Linked DNA regions of Homo sapiens: regions 2, 3 and 4 are each linked to region 1. A link is a contact called in ENCODE Hi-C or POLR2A ChIA-PET data. All regions are on one chromosome and are shown on one strand. Each heading gives the region's core, a stretch centred on a gene start or an enhancer-like site at or near the end of the contact. The rest is flanking DNA. Distances are from core to core; before and after follow the strand shown. Region 1 holds the start of RWDD1 (RWD domain containing 1). Region 2 holds the start of CDK19 (cyclin dependent kinase 19). Region 3 holds the start of SERINC1 (serine incorporator 1). Region 4 holds the start of AMD1 (adenosylmethionine decarboxylase 1).

Region 1 (2,700 bases), core at 16-2,515:
GCAGCACTCCTCAATAAAAGATCAAGGTGCCTTCTGGTGCTTCAGGGGCTTCATCATTAGGAATCTTTCATTTAAAAAGTGTTCCTCCCACTATACCAGTGAAACCAGCTTTAATACAGAGAAATCAAAACAAAGAAAAATACAGAAAAGTGGGCAACAGCTTTTGAGTATTTTCTTAAAATTTTCCATTTTTCGACTTAGCGCAATAATATAATAAAGGAACATGGGATCCTTTATTATTGTTACCATAGTTTTTAATATCATTTTCATAAAGCTAACCATGTTTATTTAGCCATTTTCTTAGCTTTTGCCATCATGGTTCTTTGAAAATTTTCTTTGTAATTGCTGCAATGATTTTGGAGATCACAGATGCATGCTACTTGCTCAAGTTTATTCTTGGAAGTCGTATTACCAAATTAAAGGTTCTCAACATTTCTCGGGGTACTGCAATTTTTACATTGCATATGATAATTGTTATTACTGAGATCTACATTCCTTTCATCAATTCACAAATACACAATCACAGACATCTTGAGATCTATCATACGTCCAGCTGCGTTCATTTCACAAAATCAGAAGTTAAGCCTAAAGATCTGAACCGAGAAGCCGGACCTCCGGTCTATTTCTCCCTCCTGGATCCACCCCGACTTATTAAGCAGTTAGACCGACCCTTCCATACTCATTCAAGGCAGTGCAGAGCTTTTGCTCCCCTGCCCAGTGGAATCTACACTGGTCCCAGCCTCTCGTCCAACTCCCGTAGGACGCCAAGCAATACGGAGTTCGAGAAGCTCAGAAATCTCCTGAGCCCCACCAGTCCACACTAGGTTGCAAGCCCGCAGCACCTACGCCACGGCGTCAAACCGGAAACCAGAAAAGGTGAAGGCATCGGACGCCCCTCGCCCCAGCCCGGCCACCAGCGACACTATCCTTCACTGACGCGCGATGCCGGCCTTTCAGCCCAGACTCATCGAGCGAGGATGCAGCGCTGAGAGGCTTCTAAGGCTCAGGCCCTGCAAAGCCCAGGAGCCGGCTGTAGGTGTCCTTGGCGAATGCCAGACCGCGCGCACCGTCCCAGCAAGTCCCGAGCGAGTGTGGGACAGGCAGCAAATCAGTGCCCCCTGGCCAGGCAGAACGAGTCGAACGTGGAAGTAGGGAGCAGGCGGAGGCCGGCGCGGAGCTGCAGTTAAGCAAGCCGGGTCTGGCTTTGGGCCCTGGGCCTTCCAGCCGGGGACTCTGCGCCTGCGCCCGCCTGGCCGCCGCCCGCTCTCCCGGCGCGGCAGCTGTCTGGGCTGCTGCGCGCCGCCTAGGTGTCTGGGCGATCTATGGGCAAGAGCAAGGGCCACGATGACAGATTACGGCGAGGAGCAGCGCAACGAGCTGGAGGCCCTGGAGTCCATCTACCCTGACTCCTTCACAGGTGACTCCCGCGGCCGCAAGCCTGTAGCCGCCCCGAGGTGGAGTAGGACGGGCAGGAGCTGCCGCAGCTCTGGGCCTCATAGGTTGGGGTGGAGAAGGGGACCTTGAGGCCGCGCGGCCACCTTGCCCTCCACTCCTCAAGTTCTTCAGTCACTTACCAGCAACCCAGTGACTTTTTCTCCTTCTCTGCTTGTTCCCGGAAATCTAAAAGTCCGGGTGATGTTGGAGGGTGTCAGGCCTGAAAATTGAGTCGGGATTACTTTGGTTTCTGTGTAACCTACAGCAACCTGAGATTTATAATACATTAAGAGAAAAAATACTCCAAGTGCGATTCGTTTTTCCACAGCCGCAAGAATGTTAGTTTTCACATTTTTAGCTTTATTAAGGTAGAAACTGTTTTTCATACGATGCTGTTTTAGTTTATAGGATTCAGAGTGCTGTTTTCAGTTACTCAAATCGGTTTTGAGAGTAGCATAGTCCCTGAAGTCTGTCGGGTTTCTTTTCTTATGAAAAAAAAAAAAATCTGGCATTCAGCAGAATGCCTAATGGATAATGTGGCCCAAATTTCCGTTCTGCTATAAATTCATAGGTTGTTAGATTGGAAGGGAGATTAAACATCATCTATCCTGGGGCTCCTGCTCCAAGCCAAGGTCATGGGGGTTCAGGAAAGCTAAGTGGCTTGCTCTGTACTGTCCGCCAGCGAGTTAGCGGCAGGGCTGGTACTGAGTTATACGTCCAGAACGCTTGCCTGTTCTTTCACTTTCCAGACATATGGGACTTGGGATTCAGCTCCAGCTGAGATTGAGAGAGCAGAAGATTACTTGGTAGGTTGGGCTAATGTAAAATATTATAATGAGAAGTTCATTAGGTATAATTTAGAGGACGAGATTTCTCTATTAAGCCATGCTTCGGATGATTATAAAAATGCTACATAACTATATCAATATGGCTCCTCTGAGATTTGAGAAGCGGTCAAATAAAGCCAATATGAGTGAGTAGAACCTAGGTGTGTGCATTTACATTCCCCATCCTTTCCTTTGAGTGTTGCCTATCGTTGATAGTCAGAATTTATAGTGTAAGGTATATTACTTTAACTTATAAATTCCAACCCCTCTCCCTTTCATTGTTTAGCTTAGTTTTCTTGGCTTCACCTTTTGACCACTGCTTGCAATGGTAGCAAATTTTGTTCTGCTTTGCCAACAGGCAGATGTCTCTCAGCTATCCCTGTATAGCTCCAGTCCTGTTCATGTTCTCTCTCACCAGCAGTACATCTGTGCTGTGAGG
Region 2 (2,700 bases), core at 27-2,526, 5.8 Mb before region 1:
ATAAGCCCCAGCCCACAGTCATCTGGCAGAGGATGGAGTGGAGGACATAATACCCAAGATACCCAAGGGGCTGCAAGGTAAAGGGTGGGTAGCAGAGAATTCAGCCAACTCTTAAGTTGCCGCTTGCGAAACGCAGCTAGCCCATCAGGTCTCCTTCGAAGGGGGAAGGTACGCAATTCAGAATGTGAGAATGAGAAACCCGGGACGCCGGGCATACAACAGGGATGGGAGGACTGCATAGAGAAGCCAACGGGCCGGCCAGCCCGAAGGGCGGAGATCGCTGCTGGGGGCGGCGGTGCCCAGCGGGTCAGAGCCGTGGGGCTGGCGAGGACCCCAGGCCGCGTTCGCCCGACAGGCTCCCCGGCGAGGTTTCAAACCGCCGCCCCCGCGAGGCGCTCAGCCGATTGGAAGTTCCACAACGACCGTCACTACCCAGGGCCGGAGCGGCAACTCCGCAGCGGAGCTCTGCCTGCCCGCTGCGTTCCCCCAAGAGACTAGACCCCACAAACTCCTCCTCCACCGCGGTCCCAACTCGAGTCCCCCCGCCGTCTCCGAGCACTCGGAGGGCGCCCCTCTGGGACGGGACCGACGCCTCGGACCGGGCTGCGCCGCGGGAGTTCGAGGTACGCGACGGGGCCGCGCGGGGGAGGCGGGCGGAACGGGCGCCCCTCGGAGTCGGTGTCCGGACGCAACCCCGCGACCCCCTCCGCCTCGCCCCTCGGGCACGGCCCGACTGGGATCCGACCCACCCATCCCGCCAGGTCGCGGGCAGGGCGAGGACCCGAGCGAGCCTACTCCTCCCGCCCCTGCTCTTACCCATCTTTCCGCCTCGCCTTGTAGACGTGACCGTAGGTGCCGCGTCCCACTTTGCACCCTTCGTACTCAAACAAATCCTCCACCCGCTCCCGCTCCGCCGCCAGCTTCGCCTTGAAATCATAATCCATTGTCTGCTTCCCCCATAGAGGCACGGGACGCGGGGGCCGCCGCCGCTCAGTCCCTCCTCCTCCTCCCCCCGCGACCGCCGCTCCACTTCTCCAACAGCCGCCTCTCGCGCGCGCGCGCGCGCCGCCCGCCGCCCGCCGCTCCGCGGTCCGCCTTCAGCAAGGGACTCCTCGGCGGCCACAGCAGCCACCTCCTCCACCTCTTCCTCCTCCTCCTCCGCGACGGCGGCGGCGGCTCCCGCAGGCACCCCCAGTCCCGCCTCCCTCCTTCATTTCCTTGTTTTGGAACCTGGTGGGCCGCGCCGTGGCTTCCTCGAGCTCATTAGCGAACTCACTGGCCCGCCCCATGGTCGCGGAGGCTCCTGGGAAATGAAGTCGCGAAGGCCTCAGCGGCCTGGGCGGTTTTGCCGGCGTAAGAAATACAGCTCCCAGGTTACCTCGGGCCACCACAGCCTCGCCCCCACAAAGCATGCGCGCCTGCGTACCAGGGCCGCCCCTCCCCCTCAGGTAGCGCACGGCTCCCGGTTCCTGTGAAGGTAGAAAGCTCGAAGTTCCAGTGTGCTTTCTGCGGTTCTCGGGGAGACACTGGAAAGAAGTGCCTTACTCTAGTGGGAAGGGGATACTTCACTGTAACTAGCCCCACGCAGAGAGTATGGAAAGCATTAAATCAGCACCTTGCTGAAGGGTTGGCTGCAGTGACTCGGGAGGCGAGGGCTGGTGAGGACAGTTGTACCGCAGCTTGTTTCTTTTCTAGGGCAGTGGGTCCGCCTATTGCCCCGCCCCCCGTCCCGCTGCTCATTGGCGGGGGCTGGAGAATGACGTCCTCGTTGGTGCGTGGGTATCCCCAGGCTTTGGCTTCTTTCCCGCTCTTGATTGGTGATTGGATGTGCTCGGTTCTTCCTGATAGGTTGATCTTTTTTCTTTACGATGCAAAAACCGTATTTCAAAAACTGAACCTTCAGCAGTTTCCTAGAGCCTGCCTTGGCCAGAGGAGAACATGCAACTTCTGAGCCCCAGCAGCCAATCATCATTTTCTTGGCGCTGTAGTCAGCTTTCTCTTAGCATATGCGGTTCCCATAACCAGGCTTTGGCCATCTGTCTAAGGACAATTAAAAGTGCCTGGAGGAAGCCGCGTTTACGATCCTTTGGGTTGAATTGTAAAGGATTTTTTATGGTCTATGCATGATGTGAGGTTCTAGAATGTTTAAGAAAGCCCCTTTAGTTAGGGTGAACGTTGATTGATTTCATTGTGTTGGGGCTCAGGACACACTACCCCAAATTATAACTGAAGGAGTCCAGAATATGCCACCCCAAAATACGCCACTCTGGCATATTGATGTCTTTTAGCAAAATAAATTAAGATCCAGCCAACACAGGAAAATGCTTCACTTATCCCACTACTGCCTAAAATAAAGAATAACTCTTCCTTTGTAAAGAGAAATTTACATTTCTAAAGGAAATTTTCGTAATTAAAGGAATCTTACCAGAAAGAGAGCTGCTGCTAGTCAACTTGTATCATCTGAGATACTTTTATCTGCATAAAAGTCAACCTTTATTCACCTTAGACATTTTTTCCTCTTATCCTCTCTTAACTTGTCTCCACCACTCCTGGAAGCCCCAAACCCCACTTTTGTTTTGAAGAGACTGGCCTTGCTGTGTTGCCCAGGCTGGCGTCCAACTCCTGAGCTCAAGGATCCTCCTGCCTCAGACTCCTGAGTAGCTGGGATTACAGGTCCGTGCCACCATGCCGGGCCCCACT
Region 3 (2,700 bases), core at 77-2,576, 5.9 Mb after region 1:
GATAATCAATTATCAGTTTTCAAAACTGTTTATCACACTAAATATGCCTCTTTTGTATAAAAGTCAATAATTAAACTCTCTAATATCTTGAGATAAAATATTCCAGGCTTCCGTGCAAGAAGAAATACCATATAATCAAAAGAACAGACTGGCTGGAGTAACAATCCCCACATTATTATTTGATTAAAATTCAACATTTTTAGTTCAAGACATATCAAAACCTTTAAGAGTATATATAACGGAATCATTTGGGAAGTCAGAAAAGCAATTGTTAGAAACAGAATTAACAAATTCCAGACTAAAGAAAAGTGATTTGAGTCCAAATACCTCGCCTAAAATTACAAATATCTTTATTAACTGCACTGCCAATGTTTTGCCTACTATTTTGGAGGGGGCAGAGATTATCTTAAATAAACTGAAATTTGTGCCACACGGACCAAAGTCTTGCCACTATACTGAAAATAGTTTTACTCTAACAACTCTTTAATGAAAATGCAATGTACAGCTAATTAAGCATGAAATTTCAGATGACACACGCATGTTTTGTGCCTAAAGACAAAATTGTCATTAGGCACAAGGCATGCGTGTGTCATCTGAAATTTCAATTTTAAGTTGAAATCTGAAATTGACACTTCAAACAGTTACGGCAGAGCTATGACTATTTGTTTCAAAAACAATATTACTACATTAGCATTACTGCCAGGCGGTTCCAAATGACGACAGGCACTTTTTAATCATAATCTGCGCCACTGAACAAAGAGGGCGACATGAATCCAGGAACGACAGTGCGGCAGTCTGAGGTCGCCAGGAAAGAGATGACAACAGAGTGGGTACCCCACCGAAGGAAAGGGGCAAAGACCTTTGTAGAGATGGCCTGCGCAGATACAAACAAAACCACGAAAAGGGACCTCAAAGAATGGGAGACAGCGTTCACGAAGCAGGGGTGGGGGAGGGGCCCTATTCTAGTTCTCTTCCTCAATTTGAGTCATCTTCCCATCGCCACTAAACCTTACGGCCAGTGATCAGTTCTTCGCAAGACCCAAAGCTCTGAAGCTGAGTCTGAGTGACGAGAGGAGACGGGAAGAAAACGGGGACAGAGAGGGCACTCCCTGTTGGGTGGGGCACCACATTCCCGCCGGGCTCACCCAGCCCCGGCTCGGATCGCCTTCTCTTTGGTCTCTCACACTAGCACCCCAGAGGCCGCAAAAAGCACCTTACCCAGCTCGCCATGGAGCACAGCCCCAGGACGCTCCCCATCTCCACAACGTCACAAGAGCAGCGGATACAGACAAGATGGAGACAGCTTCTTTCTCGCCTTTCCGAGATTATTTACTATCTGCGAGACACTTCCGGACGCACAGCGCAACCCGCCCCTCAGCCTCGCGTCACTTCCTTCCAGGCCTGGGTAGGATAAAACACGGAGCGCGCAGCGCTGAGACTGCGCATGCGCGTCACTAGACGACACGGCTGTCTTCTTTCCTGGAGAATTTCTCAAGGACTGCTGGCTGGAAACTTAACGGCTAATGTGGATCTGACCGTAGTTTGCCAAATTAAGAAAACGGTGTGAGCAAAACCCACCTTTACCTACCATGCACTTGCATTTGGGCATTAGTAGAGAACAGAGCTGAGGTGGTGGTTGACGTTTTGCCCTCCTTCATCTGAGGAACCTCTCTGCTTTTTAGGGGATTGCTTCCTCTTTCTCAGTCTTTGTCCGTCCTAACTCCACTTATTTCCCATTTTTCCCACGTTTGCATCCTGTTTTGCTCTTGCGTTTGCAACGTATTCCTGCAGCCCGCTGCCCGGAACAAGTTTTATTGGGATATTTATATTCATCTGTGTGCTTCAGTTTCTCTGTATCATTTCTGTTTGCTATTGACTTATATTTTAATTTCTTATGCTATTAAGATGTTACAAGAAATTTGCACGTTAAAATTATTTTTAATTAGTTAGATAAGACATTATCAAACTCAAACATTGATTTCGAATGTCATGAGCTGTTGAGGCATGTGGAACCCTTGCATATTAGGTGATGATGCACATCTGCAGGGAATGCATTCCTATAAAAGTTCCAGTTATTTTTTTAGAGTTATTTGTTCTTGAAAATATTCTGGGAAACAGCTCAAACTTGAAATAGTCATTCCCATAACTAATAATAAGAAAGTGTTGTAAAATCTACAAAAATTGCATGGGTCGAGGTGGGGTAAACACCTAAGAATCTGGAAGAATGTCAGAATCCCTACTCCTAGTTATTGTAACCACTAAGGGACAATCTTGCTTTATTCTTCTTTGCCTTATCTGTGGTTTTGTAGACCACTCTTAAAGCAAAGTATTATAATAGAGCATCCATAAGGTTTAAAGAATTGTGGAAATGCTTGTAATCCCAGAACTTTGGGAGGCTGAGGCAGGCGGGTCACAAGGCCAGGAGTTCAAGACCAGCCTGGCCAGCATGGTGAAACCCCATCTCTACTAAAAATACAAAAAATTAGCCGGGCATGGTGGCACGCGCATGTAATCCCAGCTACTCGGGAGGCGAGGCAGGAGAACTGCTTGAACCCGGGAGGCAGAGGTTGCAGTGAGCCGAGATTGGGCCACTGCACTCCAGCCTGGGCTGCAGAGCGAGACTCCGTCTCAAAAAAAAAGAATAGTGGAAATGGAAATTACAAACCTAACAATATTTTTAATTATGCTAAACTTAATACG
Region 4 (2,700 bases), core at 108-2,607, 5.7 Mb before region 1:
GTTTCACGGAGACACGTGAACCACGTTCTTGTAAGACAAGAGCTATTCTACAGGGTATCTAGAGTGCAAACCCAAACCATGTCTTTTTCAGTGGATTTTTCATGTTGACATCATCTTATTTCACTTTGGGGAAAGTTTTTTTCTAAGGATGATAGCGAAAAGTCCTTTTGTCTTGTGACAATAGCAATTTTTATGTCAGCTTGGGTTTTTTTCCTCCCATATTCCCAAGTAAAAGTAATAACTTTGTTACCAGTTTTGCCATCTGAGGTTAAACTGTTTGACCATGGCTTGACGACTATTTTATACTTAACACTTATAAAATATTAGACTGATAGTTATTTAAGTTACCACCAGTGATAGCTCTGGAATCCCTGTTTTATTAATTTCCAGGTAAATCCTTCTTAAGCACATGGGAAGATAGCACTGTAAATTTTGGGGGGTAAGGAGAACCTCCATCAATTAATACATCAGCTTGATAAAATTCAAAGAAAAACATGATCAAATAAGTTCAGATTATATTTAACACATTCAGTTTCTAGAAGTAGTTTTGCTGAATAAATTCCCACCAGTTGAGCTAATGGAGCAACGGAGCTGCCAGTGCTTCCCGGAGGCTGCTGTGCTCAGCCAATTCGGAGGCATGGCGAGCCACACGGTGGGAGGTGGGTAAAGCCGGGGCCCTCCAAGGCTGGGCGCCACGTTGCTTTTCTCTTCTGAAATAGGAAGACAATGCTTCTGGCTATTGTATAAACCAGCCGAGGACTGCTTTCATTCGCACATCAGCCAAGGCGTGAGCAGAATTAAAGCGCCTTCTAATTCGACCCCTGGCAACGTGCGCGTCACGGACAAATGTTTAGTTTTAACGCCTGGCTGCGTTCGCCTTGGGAAAACACACTTTTAAGAATGGCCAAGTACCTCAGCAGTCGCGGTGAACTGCACAAGATCAAAACCACCACGCCAACCCAGCGCTGGCCACCGTCCCCGCTGAACCCCGCCAACACCCCTAAGGACCCACCCATGTTTTCTGCTAATCATTTTTTTTTTCTAAACAGCTCTGCACAGCCTTTCCTCATTCCGTTCCCGCTCTCCCCACCCACTCTGCGTTCGATCCGAGGTTTCTAGTCCCCAGCTGGACATCACAGCACCAACTCCCACTCAGGAGCCGGCCAGAGCCCGAGCCGCAGCGCAGTGGGCAGCTCCCCGCGCTCTCCGCCAGGCCCTCGGCCAGCCAGCCGCCACTCGGCCGCGAGTGATTGACAGGCGGCAGCAGCTATAGGCCGTGGAGGTGGGACGATGCGTCACTTCCTGGTCTTTTGGGGGGAGCCGGGATATATAAGGGCGGTGCTCACGCAGCGCTCTCGCTTACACAGTATGGCCGGCGACATTAGCTAGCGCTCGCTCTACTCTCTCTAACGGGAAAGCAGCGGAATACAAGAGACTGAACTGTATCTGCCTCTATTTCCAAAAGACTCACGTTCAACTTTCGCTCACACAAAGCCGGGAAAATTTTATTAGTCCTTTTTTTAAAAAAAGTTAATATAAAATTATAGCAAAAAAAAAAAGGAACCTGAACTTTAGTAACACAGCTGGAACAATCCGCAGCGGCGGCGGCAGCGGCGGGAGAAGAGGTTTAATTTAGTTGATTTTCTGTGGTTGTTGGTTGTTCGCTAGTCTCACGGTGATGGAAGCTGCACATTTTTTCGAAGGGACCGAGAAGCTGCTGGAGGTTTGGTTCTCCCGGCAGCAGCCCGACGCAAACCAAGGATCTGGGGATCTTCGCACTATCCCAAGGTGGGTCCCCGGGGCGCTCGCTGACATCCGGGCCTGGGGGCTGTCGCCGCCGCCGAGGCACCAGCCACGGGTGGAGCCCGAGTTCCCTCAGCTTTCAGTTGGGGGCAAGTCTGCGGCCTGGGGTCGCTTCGGCGGCCTTGGAAGGTGCGCGGTTTGGGGGAGAGCGGCCATGTCCACGCGGGCCGGAGCCGGCTTCTCCCGCCGTGGTTGCCGCGCCTGGCATTGCCCTGGGGGAGGGGAGGAGGCCGGCGCGGCCGCGTGCTCAGGTAACGTCCCGCGCTGGGCGGCGGGCGGCGCGGCCCGGGGTGGTTTTGCGGCCCGCGCCTCCCGACATTTCCCTCCGTAGTAGTTGGCGGCAGGGGCCCCAGGTGGGGGTCGGGGGCGCCTGCGCGGGTTGCCTCCGGCAGGTGTGGCTCGGCGGGCTTAGTCAGGCGCTAATTCGGGCGTGCCGGCTTCGGGGAATGGAGGGCGGGAGCGGCGCTTGTTCTTGCCTCGGGCGCGGATAGGAGGGGCCCTCCCGGCCTTGTCTGAGGGGCTGGCGAAGAGGCCTCCCACCCGCGGCGGCCGCGGGCAGCATGTGGCGTTCGGGCGGCGGGGATTGGGCGGGAGCAGTTATGTCGCAGTGGCGGGGCCCCACCGCTCCCCTAACATGCTCTGCGCCAGAGCCTTTTCGGGGCGGCTGGGCAGACGGCGCAGTCCCCGGGGCCGCCCTCGACACGGCCGCTGAGGCCGCTGGGGGCTGCTCCCCAATCTCTTGACCTTGGGTTGTGTAACCTGCTACGGAGCCGGCGGAGCGGGGCGGGAGAGGTGCGGGTGGAGGGAGGCCCGCCTGCCCCAGGACATAATGCCTCTAATGCCTTAAGCTTGAGCAAAGGAATCTGGGGCCCACTCCCACTGCGGGCCGTCACGCGA

The links. A loop is a pair of places that touch in the nucleus more often than their neighbours do. ChIA-PET counts read pairs that join two places held with the same protein, here RNA polymerase II (POLR2A). Pooled maps may share reads with other maps.
Region 2: a map of B cell shows a loop between it and region 1 (26-fold over the local background). The contact joins the promoter of CDK19 here to the promoter of RWDD1 in region 1. A Hi-C loop is called at or near these places in 3 of 168 maps with a recorded cell type or tissue (B cell and CD8-positive, alpha-beta T cell) and 6 of 50 pooled maps. POLR2A ChIA-PET finds 5 or more read pairs at or near these places in 1 of 52 experiments (CD4-positive, alpha-beta T cell).
Region 3: a loop to region 1 is called in a map of CD8-positive, alpha-beta T cell, with 36 times the contacts of the local background. The contact joins the promoter of SERINC1 here to the promoter of RWDD1 in region 1. A Hi-C loop is called at or near these places in 2 of 168 maps with a recorded cell type or tissue (CD4-positive, alpha-beta memory T cell and CD8-positive, alpha-beta T cell), 1 of 37 single-sample maps with no recorded cell type and 10 of 50 pooled maps. POLR2A ChIA-PET finds 5 or more read pairs at or near these places in 1 of 52 experiments (CD4-positive, alpha-beta T cell).
Region 4: a loop to region 1 is called in a map of naive thymus-derived CD4-positive, alpha-beta T cell, with 12 times the contacts of the local background. The contact joins the promoter of AMD1 here to the promoter of RWDD1 in region 1. A Hi-C loop is called at or near these places in 1 of 168 maps with a recorded cell type or tissue (naive thymus-derived CD4-positive, alpha-beta T cell) and 13 of 50 pooled maps. POLR2A ChIA-PET finds 5 or more read pairs at or near these places in 2 of 52 experiments (activated CD4-positive, alpha-beta T cell and activated T-cell).

Annotation. Positions count from the first base shown.
Region 1 is chr6:116,570,239-116,572,938 of GRCh38, forward strand. It overlaps RWDD1 (RWD domain containing 1), which reads left to right and starts at 1,266. Exons shown (of 7, transcript NM_015952.4): 1 at 1,266-1,417. The coding sequence starts at 1,345. RefSeq lists enhancers at 661-840, 871-1,200, 1,421-1,520 and a silencer at 1,241-1,320.
Region 2 is chr6:110,814,193-110,816,892 of GRCh38, forward strand. It overlaps CDK19 (cyclin dependent kinase 19), which reads right to left and starts at 1,277. Exons shown (of 13, transcript NM_015076.5): 1 at 817-1,277. The coding sequence starts at 944. It also overlaps a transcript of AMD1 not described here. RefSeq lists enhancers at 28-137, 372-924, 1,498-1,577 and a silencer at 548-857.
Region 3 is chr6:122,470,481-122,473,180 of GRCh38, forward strand. It overlaps SERINC1 (serine incorporator 1), which reads right to left and starts at 1,327. Exons shown (of 10, transcript NM_020755.4): 1 at 1,219-1,327. The coding sequence starts at 1,257. It also overlaps a transcript of PKIB not described here. RefSeq lists enhancers at 977-1,376, 1,427-1,486.
Region 4 is chr6:110,873,428-110,876,127 of GRCh38, forward strand. It overlaps AMD1 (adenosylmethionine decarboxylase 1), which reads left to right and starts at 1,358. Exons shown (of 9, transcript NM_001634.6): 1 at 1,358-1,788. The coding sequence starts at 1,679. RefSeq lists enhancers at 1,780-2,495, 2,496-2,700 and silencers at 1,933-2,182, 2,243-2,312, 2,343-2,532.